3 separate regions of the Homo sapiens genome follow, and all the other regions are linked to region 1. The links are chromatin loops, found by intact Hi-C in ENCODE. Cell type or tissue: Calu3. All regions are shown on one strand.

Region 1 (8,000 bases):
GAAGGGTAAATAGTTTTGTTAAATCCCAGAGCTGTAAGTAACCTACTTTTGAAGATGATGCGTGAATTTTTTAAAAACCTGTGCTAAATCAGTTTTATTCTACTGGGCTCTGATTATTTGCTTATCCTTTGATATATGATATTCTCTTTAGAGGCTTTAGCCCACTTGAAAACTTTACTACATTTTCAAAATGCATTATGACACCATGTTCTTCTTCGCTTTACTTTGTTTTAAGAAAGAACCCCGGTATAAAAGGAACAAATCATTTTTATTGTTTCTTTTTTTTTTTTTTTTTTACCCTGGTTCATTTTAATAACGCTTTTTCATCTTCATCAAGATTATGCTTGCCCAAGATAAAAGTCATTTTTTTGGTAATAAAATTAGTTCTTTTGGGTTAGCTGTTGTTACCTAGAGTTATACATCAGTAACAAAATTATTAATCCCATCAAAAAGGAGGCAAATGATATGAATAGACATTTCTCAAAAGAGATACAAATGGCCAAAAATGCTCAACATCACTAATCATCAGGGAAATGCAAACTGAAACCACAGTGAAATACCACCTTACTCCTGCAGGGATGACCATTATTAAAAAGTCAAAAAACAGTAGATGTTGGCGTGGATGTGGTGAAAAGGAACACTCATACACTGCTGGTGGGAATGTAAATTAGTACAACCTCTATGGAAAACAGTATGGGGATTTCTTAAAGAATTAAAAGTAGATCTACCATTTGGTATATCAATCCCACTATTAAGTATCTTCTCAAAGGAACAGGAGTCATTATATGAAAAAGATGCATGCACATGTGTGCTTATTGCAGCACAATTCACAATTGCAAAGATATGGAATCAACCTAAGTGCCCATTGATCAACGAGTGGATAAAGAAAATGTGGTATATATATACCATGGAATACTACTCAGCCATAAAAAGGAACAAAACAATGTCCTTTGCAGCGACTTGGATGAAGCTGAAGGCCGTTATTCTAAATGAAATAACTCAGGAATGGAAAACCAAGTACTTTATGCTCTCATTTATAAGTGAAAGCTAAGCTATGAGTAGGCTGTGCTGACAAATGGCAGGCTTCTTGACACATAGCTGAAGGCCCTGAAACATCAGGTATTTGTGGATCTTGGTCCACATATTCGTAGATATCAGCAGCAGAAGGTTGGCTTTAAAGAAATAATTAGGGACAATAGAGCCTTGGCAGACATGGGTAGCCTTGACTGGAACTATCAGCAGGAAAATAACGTACTATAGAGACACCAAGAGAACCGGTTGGTGAATATGTGAAACCTGGACATACAAAATCAATTTAAGGAGAAAGTTGGTATGTCCTTGGAAGTGGTGGCGACAGAGCCAGAGATGTTCTCTTCTGTAGCTGTTTTTGTGACATCATTTTTAACACTAGTCTGGGGCAACTTAGGGGGAACTCTCTACTTGTTGCATATTTGGTACATATATTGAGAAGTCATGTTTTAACTTTCTTTTTAAAGGTAAATTTGATATGTTTCTATTTTAAAAACCTAAAGTCAATTACTTTTTAAACAATATGGATTCTAGTTCATTAATCCCCAGTCAGTGGTTTTAAATGGAAAAACAGCTTCTCTGCTTCTCTTTAGAATCAAGTAATATGATTTTTCTTTATTATAGTTATGTGATTATTTTTTATGTCAGAGATAATACTCAACTGAAACAAACCTCCCCACCATGAGTAAAAAGGCATATGGAGTGTTAAAATGGACTTTGAAGACTCAGAGGTAAGGGGAGCTGGAGAGAGATCATATAAACAAAGATTATTTGTAGTTTGCAAATGGCCACCCCTAGAAAAATTTAAATTGTGGTGAATTAACTCATCTTTACTTTGTTACTCTATATTTTGATATTTAAATCTTGATTTATGTGTTAAAAAAATCATGACAGACTTGCTTAGCTTTTCAAAAACAAATAGTAGTTGCAAACAATTTTCTTTTTATTACGACTTAAAATTATGCTTTATAATTTTTTTTGTAATCTGTGTCACCTAAAAAGTAAATTCAAAAGTAAATTATTATGTACTTTTCAATCCTAAGGTACTATTTTGAATGGAAAGGGAAAAATACTACCCCATTTAATGAATACACTGATTGTAAAACACATCTCAGTTTTAGAACATTAAATGCATAAAAATGAGCATTTTGAAGTCAGCCATACCATGTAGTTTTTCTTCCTGTCAGAAATCAAGCCTGATTGTGTGGCCCTCCTTGCTATACAAGCATTTCCACATTTTTTCATTTAAATGTCTAGAATGGACACAGAGAATTTCAGCTGGTTTCTAAATATGACTAAATGAAAGGCTTGATTTCTTTACCATGAAGAAATGGCAGTACTTCGAATAACTCTCATCAAAGCTATGTTGGTTTCTTGTCTGCACATGTACAGGTTACACTGCCTCTTGGTTGAGCATTTCAGTATTGGTATTTTACTGCCACTCCATCATTTGGCTCTGATATATTTTCTGTTATCTGTCATTTCATACAGAGGTATGTCACAGCCCAGACATAACTCCAAAATGGAATAAAAGTATTATCTTTGGCTCAATGTTATTAAGTATCATGTTGGTCTAAAGTCTAGCTTATTCTCATCCATGCCATTCATTTTGTGTAGTGATCAGACTAATGTTTTACCATTATCTTAGTCTAGTGTTTTTTCAAAGTGTAGGTTAAGGGTAACTTGCACCAGAATCCCCTAGGTCCTGGCAGAAATAGTGATTACTGGACCCCAACGTCAACTTCCTGTTTTCAAATATCAAAGGCTAGACTTTAAAATACATATTTAACAAGCTCTCCAGGAGATTCCTATGTACACTGAGGTTTGAGAAGTCTGTATAGTGCACCATGGACTCAAGAGCAGGACTGTCTGGGTGTGAATTTTCTTTAAGAGCAGGTGACCTCAGGCAAATTGACTGAATTATTTGTGTTTCAGTTTCTTCCTCTGGAAAATAGGATGATATTATTGCCTTCCTTATAGGGATGTTTTTAGGATTAAATGAGTGAATATTTGTACAGTACTTAGAACAGTGTTTGGCATATAATAAATGCCATAAATATATGTATTTCTGAATCTATAAAGACCTTGTAAAAATAAAAGATCTTCATTTAACAAATATTCAGTGAACATACACTGTGCTGGACATGGGTTTGAGCCTGCAAATGCTTGCATTCCAGTGGAGGGGTAGCATTGCAAGGACATATGCACTCAGACCTTTAATAAAGATCGCCTGATTAATTCTCACAGTACTAGGAGGTAGGTAACATTATCCTTCTCTTTTTACAAAGGAGTGAAGAAAACCACAAAGAGATTAAGGAACTTGGCCAAGTTTGGACAGCTACTCAGTGACAGAGCTGGTAGTGAACATGGACAGCCAGGCTTCACCATGTGCCCATTTAACTTTGCTATCCTGAAGGGTGTATTCTATTAAAAGAAATGCTCGGGTGACCAAGGTTGTGTTGAAAACCTATCTGGAGGTCAGAAAAGAACTGGAGTACAAAAGATTCAAACTTAGTAAGTGGGTACAGTCTTCTGCTGAACTTCTCAGAAGATACCAGGGTGGGGAAGAAGGTTATTATACTTTGAGGGTTTGGCATAATGCTATTGTATTTACAATAAGTTAAGAGGCTCAAAAATTGTACTTTAAATAGACACAAGTTTAATTCGGTGTTAAATCTCATTTAAACTCTAGTAACTGAAAGATCAAACATTCTAATGGTGCCAAATAGCTAGGTTAAAGTCCTGTAGTCTATAATCAGTGTCCCCTGGTAGTCGAGCTGATCAGCAGGCTTTTGGGGTTGGGCTTTATTTCGTTTTCTTTTCTATTGAAAGAAGAAAGTCATTTAAGGTGTGGTATCTATGAATAGTACCTTGTATTTATATGAAACCTCTCTCTAAGGTGTTGAAAGACTTGATTCATGCCCATTCCCTTTCAGTTTTCGATGTGTGGTTAGAGGTGATGATTAACAATCAAGACTAGAAATAAATCAAGCATAAATTCCATGATTCTACTTGTTCAAAGGGGTTTTTCAATTATAGGCAAGAAGAGATCATGTGAGGTAATTCAATCCTTTGCTTCCAGAGAGAACTGTCTTTTTAGTGGCTGCATTTTAAATAATTTGTTAAGGAAAGAGAATGTTCAAAGTTTTGGACTATTGTGGTTGAACAGACAGGTCCCTGAAACCAAATTGAGGGAAGGAGACAAGAGGATTAGAATTTATATTTGCTGGTTGATATAGGCACTGAAGTATACATTTAGTACTCTTCAACTTTCTTTAGTATGAATTGCATTATCTTGAAGAATTCATAAAACAAACAAGTTAGTTTTACAAGAGGTTACAGAAACTTCCAGGTCTTTGTTAAAGGATATTTACCCATAAAACCCATGTAATTTTAAATTTAATGTAAATAAAATGTCTTTGAAAAGATCTTGAAACATGCATACTTTTTAACTGATAAAATGGAGACTTAAAGATATGTTTATTGTGTGGAGATCATATATCTATGTGTATATGTACAATATGTTCTAACTAATTCATCTTATAAAACATCCAAAAGACATTTTAAAAAGAAGAAATAAAATGGAAAAAGCAATATTTTAAAATAATTTTTAAATGCTTAAAAACTATAATGCTATCACTAAAAGTAGCATTTGCTATTATTTTGATGTGAATGGGCATGTCTCATTTTAGGAAGTATTCTGTGCATGGAGGTAGAGCTGGCTTTAGACAGAAGCAGTTTGACTCCAGTTCCTACAATCTTCACTGCCTTTCTCTGCTTTCTCCTCAAGGGTGTCACCATGTGGACAAAGCTTCACCAGATTTCCACATTTTTAAAGAAGTTTCAGAAACTTAGATTTTTATGTGAAATCTTTTGAATTTTAAATTTGCCCTATTTCAAACAATGGATGAGCAAAATGATACACATTTGGAGCTGGGTAAGGCCCACTGATCAATAGCACATGACCTCTGGTTTAGCTCTTTGTGTAATTTATTCAAGATGAACACTTTTTAAAAAGTAAACATCATCTTTACTGCTTAACAAGCTCTCCCTCTGTAATCTCTACTGTTTTATTTTTCAAGCGAATTAAAATCCATTCAACTCTTCAAGTCTCAGTGCCCACAATCGAGTCTAACTTCCTTTAACAAAATGTCAGATCTGCCATTTCCTGCTCCGTGCTCCACCCTCCCTTTGCATGTGATCGTCTTTTTATGATCTGCGAGGTCCTCTTCTCCTTCTTGTCCTCCTCATTAGTGCCTGTCCATTATTAGCACCCACTGGAATGTTGCCACTGTGTGGAGCCTTCTGAGTGAAGGATGTGGTGGTTATACAATTAACCAGAATGGAGATGCGGGAGGAAAAACCCAAATAAAAATCTCTCATTATAACTGATACCTAGTGACCTGGTTTGACCCACTCAATATCTTAAAAGTAAATTCAAATGAGACAATGTCCTTCGCTGGGACATGGATGGAGCTGGAAGCCATTATCCTCAGCAATCTACCAGGAACAGAAAACAAAACCAAACACCATACGTTCTCACTTATAAGTGAGCTGAACAATGAGAACACATGGACACAGGGAGGGGAACAACGCACACTGGGGCCTGTCAGGGAGTGGAGTCAGGGGAGGGAGAGCATTGGGAAAAATAGTCAATGTATGCTGGCTCAATACCTAGGTGATGTGTTGATAGGTACCAAAAACCACCATGACACACGTTTACCTGTGTAACAAACTTGCACATCCTGCCCATGTACCCTGGAACTTCAAATAAAAATAAAAATTAATTAACAAAAGTAAATTCAACAAATAGAATTGAGCTCTCCTTATGTGCCACTCCAGTGGGTACTAGAATGATGAAAATCAAAAACATGATCTCTACCTTCAAGTTGTTCACAGTCTAGAACAAACATGCCATCAAATATTGGAATACAGCAGTAAAAGTACTTTAATGGAGTTTGTTAGAATGTTCAGTTGGAAAATAGAAAAAGGAAAGGCCTGAGGAGCACATTTTAGAGGAAAGTCATGAGATGAAATGGGAGGAAAAATAGAAGCTTTTCATGGGCAGAATGAGGGGAAGGCATTTCAGGCAGAAGGAAGAGCAATTTCATGCAGAGGATGAACATGTTTACATAAGAAAACCTGGCATAGCAATGACATGTTGTTTCCTAGGATTAGAAATTCTTAACAATGTTTAGGTGACTACTATTACTGAATATTACTGTTAGCCTGTGCTGTAATTTATATGGAACTTGGCCATGAAATCATTTTCCCAAGGCTTCCTGTAATGAACTATGAGCCTCTTAGCTGAAGCCCATAATGACTCAACTGATAAATAATGCTTTTCAAGGCTCTGGACTGCATCCAAATTAAGGAAACATCTCTACCTATGCAAAGTCCTGTGTTAGAATAAGAACATACATTTTCTTGTGGGTTCTCTCTTGAGCAATTCCTTGGCTCAAACTATGAAAATTTCCACCCCACTCTCCCCATAACCTGCTGCATCAAGTCTCAGCAATTCCTTCAGAAAATTTAAATTAATTCAATGAAATTTTACTACAGATAATTTGTGGAACTGGAATAATTGTTCAATGTTGCTCTTTTTGCAGCATTTAAACTTTGAATTATTAAATTAATAATGGTCCTTAGTACCTCATTATAATATTATATGGCTTGCAGTTAGGTATGTGAAATACCCCAAACCATTAACAGCCCCTATAAATGAGTATTGTTGCAGCATAGAAAAATAGCATCCTCTCTCCTGTTATACTCAAATAATTGAGTGAGAAAACTGCTATAAATTACAAACGTTTTGTCATAAAAATTATATTTAATTAAAATATAGATTAAAAACTAGGACCAGCTTTTAGTAACCGGTATTACAAGCATCAAACATCTTGAATTTTCCCGATTCTCAAAAGATATGATTTAACCAGCAAGATGAACCTCCTTGGGGCAGACTGAATCAGCTCTTGAAAACTCAGTGAGCCATGCTGTTGCCATTCATGGTCGTCCCCATTAACTTTCCTTTTAGAATTAGGTCAGGCATGAGCATTGGCTGTGTAAGATACAAAATATCCTGGAAATAGTCAGGATAATTGTTGGTGAAGTGTTACTACATCCACTCTTGCCCCTCTCTTCTTTCCTTCTTTTTGTATAGTGTTTTTTTTTTTCTCTCCACTGATATATTAAGGCTTGCCTATGAAGCCCGAGGCGTTAATTCACTCTGAGAGTCAAGTTAGTTTAAATATCCCTGTTATAACCTTACAACCCACTGGAATCAGGGACCCTATCAATGTGCCTTGACCACCTATGGTGGTATCTAGTGCCTAGCAGAAAGCCTGCCATATTAACACTCAGTAACTCAACAACTCAACAAAGCATGTTAAATGTGAATGAAAATGCTTTTATTAGGCAGTTAACGCATTTGAAACACTGGCTGGGCTCTGTGCTTCTTTTAAAAAATTTTGTAAATATGGCTGAAAATTTATACATTTAACTCAGAGTGTGTATAATCATATCGTGTATACACACATATATCTACTATATATCACATATATATCTACTATATATGTGATATATAGTAGACACATCTACTATATATGTAGATATATGTAGTAGATATATAGTATATATATCTACATATATATGTAGATATATAGTATATATATCTACTATATATGTAGATATATAGTATATATATCTACTATATATGTAGATATATAGTATATATATCTACTATATATGTAGATATATAGTAGATATACCATATCTTATATATATTTTATATATACTATATATTAAAGTAGATATGATATATAGTAGATATATCATATATATGACATATATAGTAGATATATGTGTGTATATACTATATATAGTATATATATACTATATATAGACATACACATATATTACATATATAGTTGTGTGTATACATTTAATTAAAATATAGATAAAACTATATATGT
Region 2 (8,000 bases), 250 kb before region 1:
CTTAAAAAGTCAACTAGTAAGAACAGCTATGGTAAGGTGATCAATGAGCAAGTACTTTATTTAAGCTCATGTTGGATTAAAGTCCCTGCTACAGCATTTAGACAACAATGCAAACCGTGCACATCAGTTTTCCTGCCATAGGTAAAACTAAAATAGGCTATAATTAATATAATTTGTAACCACTCACTTACATTAAAATTTGTAAAAGTTTCAATGAGTAGGCTCCTAATATGGATGACCAAAGAATATATATATTTACGTATGTATTTATGCAGATGTATGTGATTATACATATGTATATATACATATATGCACGTCTATTCTATTATTTAAAACTGCTTACACTAACAAGAGGAAAACTAACTTAATTATGTAAACTTGTAAATTGTCAAATTATGATGGTCAGCATTTGATTCAGTTATTGCATATGCTCTAAGATCAAAAGATTTTCCCATACATTTAGAGAAGGTACATGCAAATAAAACACAAGTAGAAACAACTTTTGTTTGTCTTATTTTTGGGAAGAGTAAGGGCAATCAACCAAGAGGAAAACACCCCACTCCCCATAACCAAATTATAAAAAGTAGAAAAATAGATCTAAGACAAACTCTTGAGATGCTTTGTATAGATATTTGAAAGTACCTCACATGGTCTTAGGATCATGTATACACTTACTACATAATGCTTTGGGGGCTGAAAAGAGGAAATAAATACAAATTAAACCAACTCTTAATTATCCAAAATAACAGTCTCAACATTTACATAGCAATTTTCATTTAATGATTATTACAATGTTATAAATATGTTTAGTCACTCTTATTTTACAAATGGTAAACTCCAATATTAAGGATAAGTTTACTTATTGTCTGGCACCAGACCTGCTGAATGAGAAATGGGTCCCATGCCCCAAAAAATTACCCGGCAATCCAGACTTAAGAGAAAATCACTTTGCCTTTTGGCCAAAAGAATATAGAGAGAAAGCATCAATGCATACAGTAATTAAACTAACCTCATTTATTGAGTTAATATATAGATGTATCTGGTGGCACTTACCAGGATTATCAGTAGGCATGTCGACAATCAGTTGGTCGCTGTATTTTCCATATAAGCCATTAGTGCATATGGCTACTATCTGAAGAACATAACTCATATTGGGTAGCAAATTATTGAGAATAGCACCCTAAAAGAAAGATGTTAGTAATTATACAAATGTTATTCTCATAGGACTACCAACACACTAGGTATCTTTCCTAGAAAACTTTTTCTCCCTGGTCCGTGGAAAATACTTCTATTTTATTAACCTAAGGAAAAGTTTATGCAATGTTGCTTAGTTAAACTTGTGGTATTTGTGAATTATGAAGAACTGGAAAGCTAGGCTTTTTTTTTTTTTTTGCTTTTTAAAAATCAGATTTAGTTTCAGGAAGTTTCATTTTTAGCCAGAACTCATCAAATTCATAAATTAGTACTACAAACTAAAAATTAATATTTTAGACAAATAAATGGGGGGCATTTGCAAACAAGGAGCAATGTGAAAAAGTGAACAACTAAGTTATCTCTTTTTCTTGACAATATATATGCAAGAACAGTAATAGAATTATCTTCTTCACGTAATTATGAAATAAACATTTTTATTACTATTTATTTCACGATTTTCCCAGGTCATTGTGTCTCCATATTCCAGGCAACTGAATTAAAAGGTTACTAAAATTTTATCCATTTTGTCCACATGATATGAAACATAATTAATAGTGCATTTTTATTTAAATGCAGGTTCCCAGGACTTGCAGGACTCTAGGTGCCTGAGTGCAGAGTCCAGTGTCCTTTAACCTGCAGTGGGGACTTTCTGGACCTACATCCAGATGAAGGTTTGTCAACTACACCCTAATCTATGGCCAACACTTCCCTACCAGAGCAAAGTTTAATACTGACATGCTCAGGCCACAAAGGGAATCTGTACTTTATTCGCATGCGCTGGTGGAGGGAGGCAGGGGTGGATCTTTTTGTAAGAAATGTTTTCTTACATCCCCAAAGTTCTGACCCAATCATGACTTCCCAGCTGTTATCTGAAAATTTTTTGGTGCAACAAAGAGGACTTGTATGTCCCCTACTCTACTTTTCCTGTGCTGATATAGCGTAATGGAAGACACAATATAAAATGTATCAGGGCACTGAGATTCTGGCACTATTCTACAACTGAAATCTTAAGAAAGGCCACACTAAATGATCTCCAGTTCATAAGTCATATGTATCTACTCTATAGTGTTATTGTTGGCAAAGTTATGATATCCATTTAATTAAATGTAACTTTAAACATAATTTAGTATAGCTTCTAATTTAAAATTTTTTTTTAAATTTAAAAATACTCAGCCTACCCCACCTTCACATAAAGTCTAAAAGTAATGGAGGAAAATAATATACAACCATTTGTAAGTTCTTACCTTGGAAATTAAATTATAATGTTACCCTATGTAAAACAACTGATCATATAGTTACCAAGTCTTGATAGCCATCTGTCAAAAATTCATGCTTGGTTTGGTCCTCTCCATCCAACTGCTGGTACAAAACTGCAAACTTCTCAATCATGGTATCATAAACGACTCGAGGTCTTTCCCATGTAACAAGAAGGCTGGTATAATTCTCTGGGTCAGCCTGAACATTTTCTGGTTCTGAACTACAAACTTCAGAGAGAAAAAAGTACAGTTGTTGATAGAACTTAGCCTTGAGGACTTGAATAAATAAAACATATTCTATAAAAATTTTATTGTGTTTTATTTCAATGTAAAGTAAAAAGTTACACTTTCCCACTGTGGAGCTTTTGCTTATTCCATTTCCTATATCTAAAATACTCTTTCCACCCCTCTTAACTCTATCTGTTCAAATCCCAGCTTTCCATTCTGGAAAGGTCTTGGTCAAATGCTACCTCCTTCATTACTCACATTAATCTCTACTGAAGTGATCTCTGTCATTGTCAATTGCCTATTTTATCATTATTACTGCATTATTTGCATACTTTCGTATTGTATTTTTCCTGAATGAATCTTGACTCCTCTAGTGGATTATAAACATAAGAACCATAGCTCTGTAGTTCTATATTGCCTAGAACATTGTTTTGAATATACCTGGCATACAGATTCATTTTTAGAAATAAATGAACAAAGAATATCTGCAAGCTCATGATGACTTAATTTCTCTTGTTTGGTACCTGAAAATATATTCAGTTCAGGATGAGGATAATTTCAATTATGAAAGACATACTATTATCGGAACATTTTGTTATTAGACAATCCTTGAACTAATTTAAAATTCCCAACCAGAGAAAACCAAAGAAAACCTAAAATTGCCATTTCAGTATTTTTCAGACGTGCTGACAAAAATCCCATTTTGTTATCATAAGTAAATTAAGAAAATAATTTTAGGGAATTAAGAGACTTGTTTGTCTCATCTGAAAAAGTAGTATTATGAAAAATCATTCAGAGACTTCTTAAAATGAATTCAGGCCCATGCTGGGAATCATGCCCCAAATTTAGTCCCATCAGAGAGTGCCCTGGTACTTTCCAAAATGCACTTATAATGTGATAGTTTGGACTAATTTGGAAAAGAAAAACTATAACATTTTATGATATTTTACTAACGAAGCAGAGTAATAAATATCTCTTCATGGGCCAGATTTGCAAAGCAGAGGGAGAGAAAGATCTCTCAGGCTGAATATTAATTAATATACTTACTTGTTTTCAGGTGACACCTGAAGTTACAAAGCCACTCAATGAGAGCATGCAGTAGACTTAGGTAAATCAGTCATCACTGATACAACAATTACAAGGACTCAAAAATATGTTAACAACTGCCGCCGATTGTGACCAAAATGACTTGTCTCTGCTAGTTTGCAGTTCACCTCATGAACACCGGAGGGCACCCACAACTAACAATTGGTCTTACAAATGGAAACAAATTTTACATATAATACTTAGTAGTCACAATTTTAGCATATGTACAATATGATAGCAATGGCATAGCATATGTACAGTATGCTAGCAGTGGTACAGAAATTATTTAGGAAATATGAATATATATATATACCTTTTACAAATAAATACATGTATAGCTTTATATCAGTTAGAAATTATTTTTCACTTCAAACCTTTGATGTTATTTTTTGTTTAGGGAGGGCTTAGGTTGGGGTGTTCCTTTAGAAATAAAAGAAAAATTATTTCATTGTCAAAAAACATGAATTCAGAATAAGAAAATATATTTTAATTTAGGTGTATACTACATGATGTTACTCTACTGAGTGAGACTTCTACTGATGTCCACCAGATGGCAGAAGACCTTCAAATTGTCTCAAGTGAGCTATTCACGTTTCTATCATTGGAGCAACAAGCTCGTTCTTGCTTCTAATGAATCCCAAGTTCACTTTTAGAAAAGTTGGAAGTGACTCTGGACAATATCATTTGTAGACTTCGTCCTCCAAAAATCAATTCCACTTTTTACAGAATGGGAATGATTTAAAGTGAACTATACACTTCAAGATGAAACTGTTTGGAAATGCATTAATTTTGGCTAACACGGTGAAACCCTGTCTCTACTAAAAATACAAAAAATTAGCCAGGCGTGGTGGCGGGCGCCTGTAATCCCAGCTACTCGGGAGGCTGAGGCAGGAGAATGGCGTGAACCCGGGATGCGGAGCTTGCAGTGAGCCCAGATTGCGCCACTGCACTCCAGCCGGGGCAACAGAGCAAGACTCCGTCTCAAAAAAAAAAAAAAAAAAAAAAAGAAATGCATTAATTTTATGCATACATACAAAGCATAACAATCTCTTAAGAAAAAAATAAAGGATTCATTGCAAAACATCCAAAGGACTACTGCCTAAGCAGCAGAAACGACTTTGGTTGGATGTCTATGTTTGTCTCGCCTTAGTAGTAGCAATCAGTAGACGTGTCAAAATTTATGAATCAACATTAATATAAAGTAGAGCTCCAAAAAGAAAGTTATATTTTCTTGCCCATAAGTTTTCACTTCTTTGTTCTCCTCCTTGTAAATCTGTAAGAGTTTGTTAGTTATTTGTTTAATAGCTTGAGTTTATATTTTAATTAGAAATTTACTTTTTAAATACCTGTGTTTATTGTTAATCAACAATATAGTTGTATGCTATCAAGCTTCAGGTAAATCTTTTATTTTAGATGTGGAGACACAGGCTCTTATGGTGAAAAAAACATACATACTTTAGAATGTTATTAACAGAAAAGCCTATATTTCTATATGTAGTTTATGATCTTGCCAAAGGGTTTCCTTTCTATAAGATAGAGCTGAATCTTTTAAATAACAATTTAGTTAATTCCATACACACTATTTGGTGTTCAAACCATGGAATGACCATAGAAGAAGTGATTAATAGACACTAAATTTCCCAGGTTTTGCATATATTTCCTATTGAAATCAGCCCAATTATCTTTGTTTTTTGTTTTGTGTTTTTTTTTTTTTTTTTTTTTTGAGACAGTCTCGCTCTGTCATCCAGGTTGGAGTGCAGTGCCACAATCTCGCCTTACTGCAAACTCCGCCTCCTGGGTTCACACCATTCTCCTGCCTCAGCCTCCCGAGCAGCTGGGATTACAGGTGTCCACCACCATGCCCGGCTGTTTTTTTTTTGTATTTTTAGTAGAGATGAGGTTTCACTGTGTTAGCCGGGATGGTCACCGTGTTAGCCAGGATGGTCTCGATCTCCTGACCTCGTGATCCTCTCACCTCAGCCTCCCCAAGTGCTGGGATTACAGGCATGAGTCACCGCACCCGGCCAGCCCAATTATCTTATTAGAAGCATACCTACTCTGTAAAGTACATTTTCTGGATTGAAAATCAATAACATTTTTCCAGATCAATATGTACTCAGACATCAAATACAAGCTACTATAAAGTAAAATAGTAACAAAAATATAATTTTCCTGATCATGAGGAGTTCGAAACTGTTGAAGCTTCATTCTCTCCCTCAGGCCTATATCTCACATACTGATTCCTTTCCATGTCTACATGTGATCTGGGTCATAGTTACTGATTCTTCAGGGCACACTGGCTAAGAAGGAGAACCTAGTTACTGGTTAGTGCAGGCTTCTGGCTGTGAGTCTGGGGCCCACGTCAAGTCACGTAGAGTACAAGTAAATGGCACTGCACCATACATGAGCAGTGAGCAAAGAATCCTCACTATAAAGAATGAGAATGTAGTCTCCTTTATCAGGGAGCTATACATGTTCTTGCTTTAAAAACTTATTTTTGGCATTCCACTCTCATCTGCTTGGTTCTAGGCACTCTAGACATACAGAAGAAGAAGATAGTGTCTCAGCCTTTAGGATGCTCATTCCTGTGATAGCTTTCAAACACTTAGATTTAGTAAGCTCTCAGATGTAACGAGTGGTTTTAGATTCTAAATTCTGCACTCCATTGATAGAGGAATGTATAAAAAACTTATGAAAAATTCTGCCATTTAGGCCAAATTCTTTTCAAATTTATACACATTTCCTACTAAAAATGGTATAAGCTTCTTAAACTTTTAGCTGACACAAAGTCCTGTGCTTTATCATTCATCCTCTCATTACTTAAATGAAGAGTGAACACCTAGTACGTAGGAATGGATGTGATCTGTGGAACCGGTGCTAAAATATTAATAAGCAAAGCACTGAATGATGAAGAAAAAAAGAAAAGAGACAGAGAAATGCAAATGCATTCCTTGGCTGTGACAAATCTTTGTTAATCAAGAAAGTTGATGCAGATGACCAAGGGGAGATAGGAGATTCTTTCCACTTCTGTTCCTCTCTAGCCTGCCTTGGAAGAAGCACAATCTGCCCTGAGGGAAAAGGCGCAGTCTTAGCTTCAGGTATTCTGAGTAAAATATGGATTGATACGAAATGGCAGGGAGGTGATTCTTAGGGAGTGGCAGAGAAAATGTCATAATTACCTGAGACTACACTAGGTCTCACTCAGTTATTTCCCACTAATTTGAAGTTCTGTACAGTATAACACAGCTCATGCCAAAAGTGCTTCGTAAATACATGCTAATAAGTCCACCACTTCCTTATTTGAAGTTTATGAGCCTCATTTTTAAAAGTAGTAAGACAATGACTGCTGAGAGAAAAGCTGAATGACTTACAGACCCAGAAGGTAACCAATGAGGTTGTGACTTCTCCTCAGGCAGTAGCAGATCCTAAAACAACTAATGTAAACATTGACACAAATGCTGAATGTAATTGGAAAAGATCTATCCCTGTTTTGTACTTCTGAATGATTACATATTCACTTTAGATTAATAGCCAAAAGAAGTCTTTCTAATTCTACCTCTTTCACTCAGTCTTTAGGGACCCAGAGTGACTTCATCAACAGTTCAATTTGTAGTATATAATCTTCCAAGAAGTAAATAATATTCATTTCACTTTTTAAAACATAGGTGCAGTACAGTGTTTACATACATGTGACCTTAACAAATGCTAGTAACAACCCACTGACCTTCAAGAAGGTAAGTCTACTAATGTATAATTCATTATGACGTTTTTTCAGGAAATTGTACAAAATTTCTCATAGGTCAAAATATTATGCTACAAAGACACTCCCTTTATGCTACTCTGTCCTGACAACTATTTTATCTTTTATTGTTTTTGTTTTTTTAAGTTTGTATTAAATATATTACAATGCTAGCAAATGAGATTTGAAGTGCATCCATAATTCTATTCAACAATTATTTAAGAACACCTTAATCATGAAAAACTTGAATAGTATACCATACTCACTGTGATATCTTGGCTGTCCATATATACACATGACAATGATACTAGTTATGAGTCAGTAGCACGTTACATTCAAGGGACTGTACTGCTTTGCAAATTTTAGGTCATTTAAACCTCACCACAACCCTATAGGGTGACCATTTTTAACTTTTCCATTCTATAGGTGAAGAAACTGAAGCTTGGGGAGTTTAAGTAAGTTGACAATTTTTATATGACTAATAAGTATTGGTGCTG
Region 3 (8,000 bases), 380 kb after region 1:
ACCGCAGTTCAGGTGTTCAGTGGCCACATGTGGTTCATGGTCACCAAATGGAACAGCAGAGAGAGCATTTTCATCGTGGCAGAAATCCTATTTGCAACATTGCCCTGGACAATGAATGTGTTCTCTTTATTTTAAATGAAATCCAACGTCTTTCATTTAAAATATTTGAGTGCTACTTGTTGAAGTGTGAAATGATCCAGTGATAACCTCAGTTCCATTGCAGCACAAACTGCTTGCCTCTAAGCTGAATGGTTTCCTATGTTGAGATGCTTTCTAAAGGATGGTTTTTAGGATTTTTGATATCCTACCTCAGTGTCAACTGTTGCTCGCAAGTTCCTGCTGCTGAAATTGCAAATCCTACTTTTAGTTGGTTGCTTTTAATATGCTATTGCCTAGAAAACTAGACATGGGGGCTTATTTAAATTTAATATAAAATAATAAATTTGTCACGAATTATATAGAATAAAGAGATAATTTTATAGCAAAGAGGAGACCTAGGCAGCTTTTCCTAGCTGTTTATGTGCCTCTTCTTTTTAATATTGAAGCTCTTAAATTTTTATCCTAGCCTCTTTTGCAGGCAGTTAGCTGTAAGAAGTTTATTGAGCTTCATGGGACAACACTTTTCTTGTAAAATTAAGGGCTTGAGCTAGATGATCATTAAGGTCTGTACTGATTTCCTTTATTTTCCCGTATTCTAATGATGATTTATTGTTAATCCATTTGTCTTCTGATTTCTCATTAGAATAGTCCTGTTTTACTGATGCATAATAAGGCACTTGCATTTTAGAAGTTTGTAGGTTTTTGAAAACATTCTCATTTCCACTCTTTATCTTGTTTGGTTAAATAGACCCCAAATTTGATTCTAAATCACAGGAACAAAGTTCTTTTAGAATACCTAACCCATGGATGATTTTGGACATCTATTCTGCCCCCTTGATGCATGTGAATTTTAGTTCAGAGAAGAAGAGATCAGACTGTTTACTAGCAGGTTTTTTATTCACAGATTAAAACCGTAAACAACAAAACACACTCAGAAAAAAAGCTCAACTGTTTACCCACATCCTGACCCTTATTCACTTCTCTCCAGATCTTCCTGATCTTGGGGCCTTAGAGTATACTCTTCTGTCTAGGATGGTCTTTCCTCACTCTTCACTTGGCTGTCTTCCTTCTTGACCTTTGGTTCTCAGAGTACACATCACTGTCTTAGAAGCTGTTCTCTATCCCTCAGCCTAATGTTGAACAGCTAAAGATCTAAGGTCAGAAAGCGAACAGTGCATAGACAGTGGAGCTTGGTAAAATACATACTGGGCTTAGAGCCAGAGAATTTGCTTCTAGCATGGTGGGCGTGTCATGTAGCATTTGTGTTTCAGTTTCTTTAACCATTAAATGAGGCAGGCCACCTATCCATCCTTATTTCAGGAACCATTCTGCCATTACCATGAGAGATTAAATACTTGGTGGGATTTTATACCCAAGCCTCAGGTTAAAGTCCAAAGAAAGAGTCTTAAGTTTTCTGAGAGTCATTTATTCACCTGTTCAGCAAGTATTTTTGAGCATAATCCCTCCTGTCATGGAACTTACAGTTTAGTAGGGGTGACAGATGCTTAAAAAAAATACGTACTTATAAATTGTGACACCAGGCTGGGCGTGGTGGCTCATGCCTGTAATCCCAGCACTTTGGGAGGTCGAAGCGGGTGGATCACCTGAGGTCAGGAGTCTGAGACCAGCCTGGCCAACATGGTGAAACCCCGTCTTTACTAAAATACAAAAGTTAGCCGGGCGTGGTGGCACATGGGCCTGTAATCCTAGCTACTTGGGAGGCTGAGGCACGAGAATCTCTTGAACCCAGGAGATGGAGGTTGCAGTGGGCCAAGATCGCACCACTGCACTGCAGCCTGGGTGGGCGGCAGAGCGAGACTTTGTCTCAAAAAAAAAAAAAAAAAAAAACAACAACAACAACAAAAAATGAACAAACAAATTGTGATACCAGCCCTGCAGGGCAGCAGGGTGTGATGAGTACTGGCGAGAGTGGATGGAAAGAGGTGTCTAACTTTTAGATTGAGGGTTATGGAACAGTTTCTAAGACAGTGATGTGTATTCTGAGATCTGAGGGATAGAAAGGAAGACCATCCTTGGTCTTCGAGCAGGAGGAAGAAGCCTGCTCGAAGGCCCTAAGATTGGATAGCTCTGGAGAGAAGTGAATTAGGGCCAGGCTGCATAGGAACTTGTAGGCCACGCAGGTAAAGGGTTGAGACTTTTTTCTGAGTGTATTGAGAACTTGTGGAAGGATTTCAAATTCTGGCATGTCGTGATTTTATTTATATTGAAAAAAGTTATCTGGTTGCTGTGTAAAATAATTAAGGAAGTGGAATAGAGAGGACAATTGGAAGGCCATTGCCAGTTACTGCCACAGCACTTTCATACTGCCTCCCTGTTGGTAACAGACTTTATTGCTTATACATTCACTAAAATCTATAAGTAGATAATAAAAATAACACAAGCAGAGAATTTAGTCTTTTCACAGCACCTGCTCTGAGTACATGTAACTCACTTTGGAGACTACTAATCTTGGATCAGTGTGTCTCAATGGGGGCAGTTTTGCTTTCCAGGGAACATTGTAATTTTGGGTTGTCATAGCTTTGGAGGTACTCCTTGTAGAGGCCAGAGATGCTGTTAAACATCTTTCAGTGCATAGGTCAGCTCATCCACAAGAATTATCAGGCTCTTAAAATGAGAGGCTGGGTTTGAGAAACTCTGATACAGACAGGTGATAATTACAATTAGGATGGTGGTCATAAGTAGTTGAAGTCAAAATACATTATGCTGATAAAGATGTGTTTTAAATGTCTCATTAGTTAGAAAATCGCAGGTATGAACCTCAGGTCTCAGGAAAAACAGTAATTGCAGCTTTTTTTTTTCCTTTACTTTTTCTTTTTTCTTTTCTTTTTTACCTAGAGACAGGGTCTCATTCTGTTGCCCAGGCTGGAGTACAGTGACGCAATTTTAGGTCACTGCAACTTTGAATGCCTGGACTCAAGCGATCTTCCCACCTCCACCTCCTGAGTAGCTGGGACTACAGGCGCATACCACCACATGCAGCTAATTTTTCTATTTTTGTGGAAATGGGGTCCCATTGTGTTGCCCAAGGTGGTCTTGAAGTCTTGGGTTCAAGCAGTCTTCCCACCTCAGCCTCCCAAAGTGCTGGGATTACAGGTTTTTTCTTTCTCGTTAGAGCACCCATAGAACTAACTTATGTTCCAATTATAATTTTCATCTAAGGCATATATTCATTTGATTTCAATTTGTATGAATTTGATATTAGGAATAATTCATTACTTTTGATTTTAATGGTAATGTTTGCTGCAAGAATATGAGATTATTTTGAGGGATTTTTTTTTAACAAGGGATCAATGTTTTTGGCTATGAGGGCAAAGAGGTAAAATCAAGGTTATTATGTATGTACTTACATAATCATTTAAAATGTAACCATTTAAAAATGTAAAAACTATTCTAAGCTCATGAGTAGTAAAACAAATCAAAAAACCAGTTGGCAGGATTTGGCTCGTGAGCTATAGTTTGCCAAGCCCTGCTTTAAACTAACCATCTTAAGAGATAATAACTAATAACTAGGACATGAAGTAGCTATTTGAAACAAATCTATATTTGGATATATTGAGTATTTCTACAGATGATATAATCATTTCCTTTAGAATTTTGCCTAGAGATGTGGGAAGGGGTACCTTATATTCATGAAGGATAAAAGAAAATATTTCAACTTGTGTTAGTAAGGGTTACTAACCTTTATACATTTTAAATCTCAGTGGATTTTTTATTTGTTAGAGATTTTCTGTTTGAATTTCAGTTTTTAAAAATTGATAAGCTGCTGCCCTCTTGTGGGAAGCCTATGTCATTGTGCTTCTTTGTTACCTTTATTTCTTTGCTTTATGATAGATTTCAGTCTGTAAAATGCCACATCATACTCCTTGATGATCTTTACTTGGAAAAGTCACTCTGGCACTTAACCCGTTAATCACAGCAGTTACTTCTTAATGATGGAGTTTACTTATTGAATGTATTTCTGAAAGAAACAGAACAGTACATTTTGAAACTTCCTTCTCTTTGATGCAGCTGAGCCAATGGTTAAGTAGTAAAGCATAGAACCTTTTAAATGTATATGCTCCAAGCTAGTACTTTTAAACAGCTTTGAGATATAATTCACATGCCGTCCATTTTGCTCATTTATATTATACAGTCAGTGGTTTATTATATTCACAGATATATGCAATCTCTGCCACAGTCAATTTTAGAAAATTTTTATACCTCAAAAAGAAACCCTGTACCCCTTAGCTAATATCCTTCTATGCCTTTCTTGTCCTGCCCCACTTCCCCACCCCCAAACCCTAAGTTAACCATTAGTTTCCTTTCTGTCTTTATAGATTTGCCTATTTTGGACAGTTCATATAAGTGGTATATAATATTTGGTCTTTTGTGATTGGCTTCTTACCATAATGTTTTCAGGCTTCCTCCATGTTATATCATGTATCAGAACTTCATTCCTTTTATGTCTGAACGATATTCCATTGTATGGATATACCACATTTTGTTTACTCATTCATTAGTTGGTAGACATTTGAGTTGTTTCCACTTTTTAACTATAATGAGTAACATTTACAGAAACATTTATGTACACATTTTATGTGGACATATGTTTTGATTTCTTTATACTCCCAGGGAGTGGATTTTGTTTTAGGTGGTAACTCTGTTTAATTATTTGAGGAACTGCCAGATAGTTTTCCAAAGTGGCTGCATCTGTTTGCATTTCCGCCAGCAGTGTATGAAGGTTCCAATTTCTCCACATCCTTGCCAACACTTGTTATTATCTGACTTACTGATTATAGCCAGCCTAGTAGATGTGAAGTGAAATCTCATTTGCATTTCCCTGATGATTAGTGGTGTCTAGCATGTTTTTGTGTGCTTATTGGCCATTTGTATATCTTCTGTGGAGAAATGTCTGTTGAAACCCTTTGCCCATTGATAAATTGGGTTGTTTCTTTATAATTGAATTGTAATTTCTCTTTTGATTAATGTTTGCATGATATGTCTCTTTCTACCCTTTTACTTTCCACTGCCTATATAATTATATTTAAAGTGAGTTTCTTGTAGACAGTGTGTAGTTGGTTCCTGTTTTAATTCACTTTGCCAATTTCTGTCTTTATTTGGTATGTTGAAACTATTTTCATTTATTATAATTATTAATATATGAGGGTTTAAGTCTATTTTATTATTTGTTTTCATTTTCTCATTTTCCTGCCTTCCTATGAGTTACATAAACATTTTAAAAAAGTGTTTCTTTTGATTTATTTATAGTGTTTTTGAATGTATCTCCCTATAGCTTCTTTAGTGCTTTCTCTCTTTACACAAAAAGTTTGCAGACTCAAGTTCTAGACTTGAGGTGAGGGAGAAAATATTACACAGATTAAATTGAAAAATATGTCCTATCTATATCTATTATATGGTGGATAGCACCAAAAATGTAGGAAGTAGTCTTCCAATATTTAAAACTTATTATCTGATTCAGTCATCATTGACAGGCAAGTGGAATTTGAACATGAATCTCCATTATTTGTTTTTCTTTATTTTATCTTATTAACATAGATCCAACGTTTGTTAGAACTGAGCTCATTCATCAATTGCAACCATAGTTCAGCTGCAGATGTGAATTGTTTGAAAAATCAACTAAAATACTCTGTGAGAATCGACTGAGATTTATAATAAAGTACATCGTAGATTTTATTTATGAAATTGTGTGCTATACATCTTTTAGTAGTTTATAATAAATTGTGTACCTATGTGTATATATAATTCTGTCTATATAAGGACAAGTGTGTGCACGTGTAGTCACATATGTGCATATTGCCTCTCTCTCCTAAACACAGAGCAGTTGTTAAATAGTTAACAGCACACCACTGGGAGTATTACTATTACCTTGAAGTTTTGAGTTAAAAGAACTCACAATTTTAGTTTAATAATTCTAATTTGAGCAATTGAACAAACTGAACTGATAACCAGCAAATTTGTCACTGGTACCTTCCATTTTACAGTGTCATTGTCTTTATATAGTGGTCTGTGAGCTGCCCATGGAAGTCGATTATTTCAGGTAGTCACCACGTAAGTGACTGTCATTCAATGCAGTGATTTCATGAGTGCAATATTTCTTAGTGTAGACGAACTTTACAGTGATAATCACTAGGAGAATGTTCACAATTAGGTAAAACATTCATGAAAGAGTGCTCCCCCACTCTGTTTGCTTTTAGATTTAAATGATGGGGGTAGTATCTCGCTTCTGTTTCATGTCACGCTGGTATTGAAGAGAGCAGAAAAGAGATTATCTTTTGTTTGATACCTTAAGAATGATGCAGAACATATGCTTAATGTCCATGTTTTAAGAATAATCTGAAGCAGTGTAGCACAAAAATGGTCTATTATTTCAGGCCTAATATTTTTTAATATGTATTTCTATTTGTGAAATATTATTTAAGGACATTGCTTTAAAATTATTCAGTATTAGACTGTCTTCTCTGACTTAGTAGAGATCTTTTTAATTTCCTCCGCAGCACTGAACAATTGAAAATATGTATAATATTCCTAACTTTTTTTGCAAGACTTTATTTTTCTGATATGTTATTGTACAATATTTAATTCTAAATTTATTTCAATTTCTCCCCCTTCAGTTTAATGAGTGGTGTTAAGAATAATGTTGGAAGAGGGATCAATGTTGCCTTGGCAAATGGTAAGAACAATTATTTTAGCTTATGGATGTAATCATTGGGTATTTTTCTGTCCCAAAGTAAAATGCACTATCAGAGGATCAGGTTAGAAAGTACTGCTCTTGATGATAAAGCCCTCTGTCCCATCCCTGCCCTGCAAAAAATCTATGGGTGGAGACTTGGTGTCTAAGAATTTATAGCGTGTTTCTTGAAAGTATCCTAACTTGCTATGCAAGAGCTTCCATGAGATTGTCAGAAACCAAGCAGTCTAACATCACATTGATAAAATCTTGCTTCAAATTTTGGAATCCTAACATAATAGGAAGATAGGTTGACAGGATTAAAGGCGTATGAAATGACAAAGGATGGTGTAGGGGGAGGAACAAAGAATAAGAATGTATTGTAATTTTTCATTATCAGCCACATTCTTCTGATAGCTTAATTAGTATGAATAAGTTGATTGAATCCTGAACATCTCAAATTTTCCTTCAAAATCAAATCTGAAAACATAAAACCATAAAGTGAGGCCTAACTGCATATTGATCCTCTCTGTTCTGGTACAATAAGTATTCCATAAAGCTATGTAGGATGGTTATAAGATATATAGGATGGTTAGAAACCACTGTAGTTTCATAGTGTAGAAAAATATATTTTACTACTTTCACAGCAAGAGGTAAATTTTTGTTCTTCTGCTTTCTTCATTTCCTTAGGTAAAAGGTTCAACATCTGTCTATTTCATTAATAGCAAAAAATACATTTTATAGGGCAAGTTAATGTAAGTTTTATTGTAAAAACTGATTTAATGTAGAAAATGGCATCTGATTCAAGGAGATACTTCTTTTTTGTAAAAGGTTTACTTTTGAGTAATTTTAAAATAAGAGAATATGGAAACAACGATGAAATATATCTAACCGAATTGGAATGGTCTACAGTCAGTAATGAACTTCTATTTATCCTTCGGCTTAAAAGATTAATGAGAAAGTTCTATTAAGAAATTACCCTTTAAAAATATATTTCAGGTGCATATGATTCAGATTTTAAGTTCTCAAAGTAATTCTTTGAGATGAATTCACATCTCTCTAATGCTAATGAATTCACATCTTCTCTGCTAATGAATTCACATCAATCATTGGATGAGATTATTGGTCTTACAGTGTATGATATATTTCAGATGCATAATTTGATATGAATTTAATCTCTTTTAGGAAAAACAGGAGAAGTATTAGACACTAA

What was found. Hi-C counts contacts between places; a loop is a spot of excess contacts. Peaks named below come from ENCODE experiments on the same cell type or tissue, not always from the same donor. Only the 100,000 strongest peaks of a DNase experiment are listed, where the experiment ranks them.
Region 2: it touches region 1 in a loop (4-fold over the local background); 37 of 110 quality-filtered maps call a loop at or near these places.
Region 3: a loop joins it to region 1, with 3.0 times the contacts of the local background. A loop is called at or near these places in 6 of 110 quality-filtered maps.

Annotation. Positions count from the first base shown.
Region 1 is chr7:121,740,427-121,748,426 of GRCh38, reverse strand. No RefSeq gene overlaps it. Among named protein-coding and RNA genes, the nearest start is that of PTPRZ1, 130 kb to the left of the region's middle. In Calu3, no CTCF peak of the experiment used is centred here; a DNase peak (open chromatin) is centred at 3,866.
Region 2 is chr7:121,991,060-121,999,059 of GRCh38, reverse strand. PTPRZ1 (protein tyrosine phosphatase receptor type Z1) reads right to left here. Exons shown (of 30, transcript NM_002851.3): 9 at 2,494-2,678; 10 at 1,054-1,180. Among named protein-coding and RNA genes, the nearest start is that of PTPRZ1, 120 kb to the right of the region's middle. In Calu3, CTCF peaks have their summits at 3,971 and 4,259; DNase peaks (open chromatin) are centred at 3,899 and 4,339.
Region 3 is chr7:121,362,920-121,370,919 of GRCh38, reverse strand. FAM3C (FAM3 metabolism regulating signaling molecule C) reads left to right here. Exons shown (of 10, transcript NM_014888.3): 6 at 6,732-6,790; 7 at 7,973-8,000. Among named protein-coding and RNA genes, the nearest start is that of FAM3C, 29 kb to the left of the region's middle. In Calu3, a CTCF peak has its summit at 3,890 (motif pointing left); no DNase peak of the experiment used is centred here.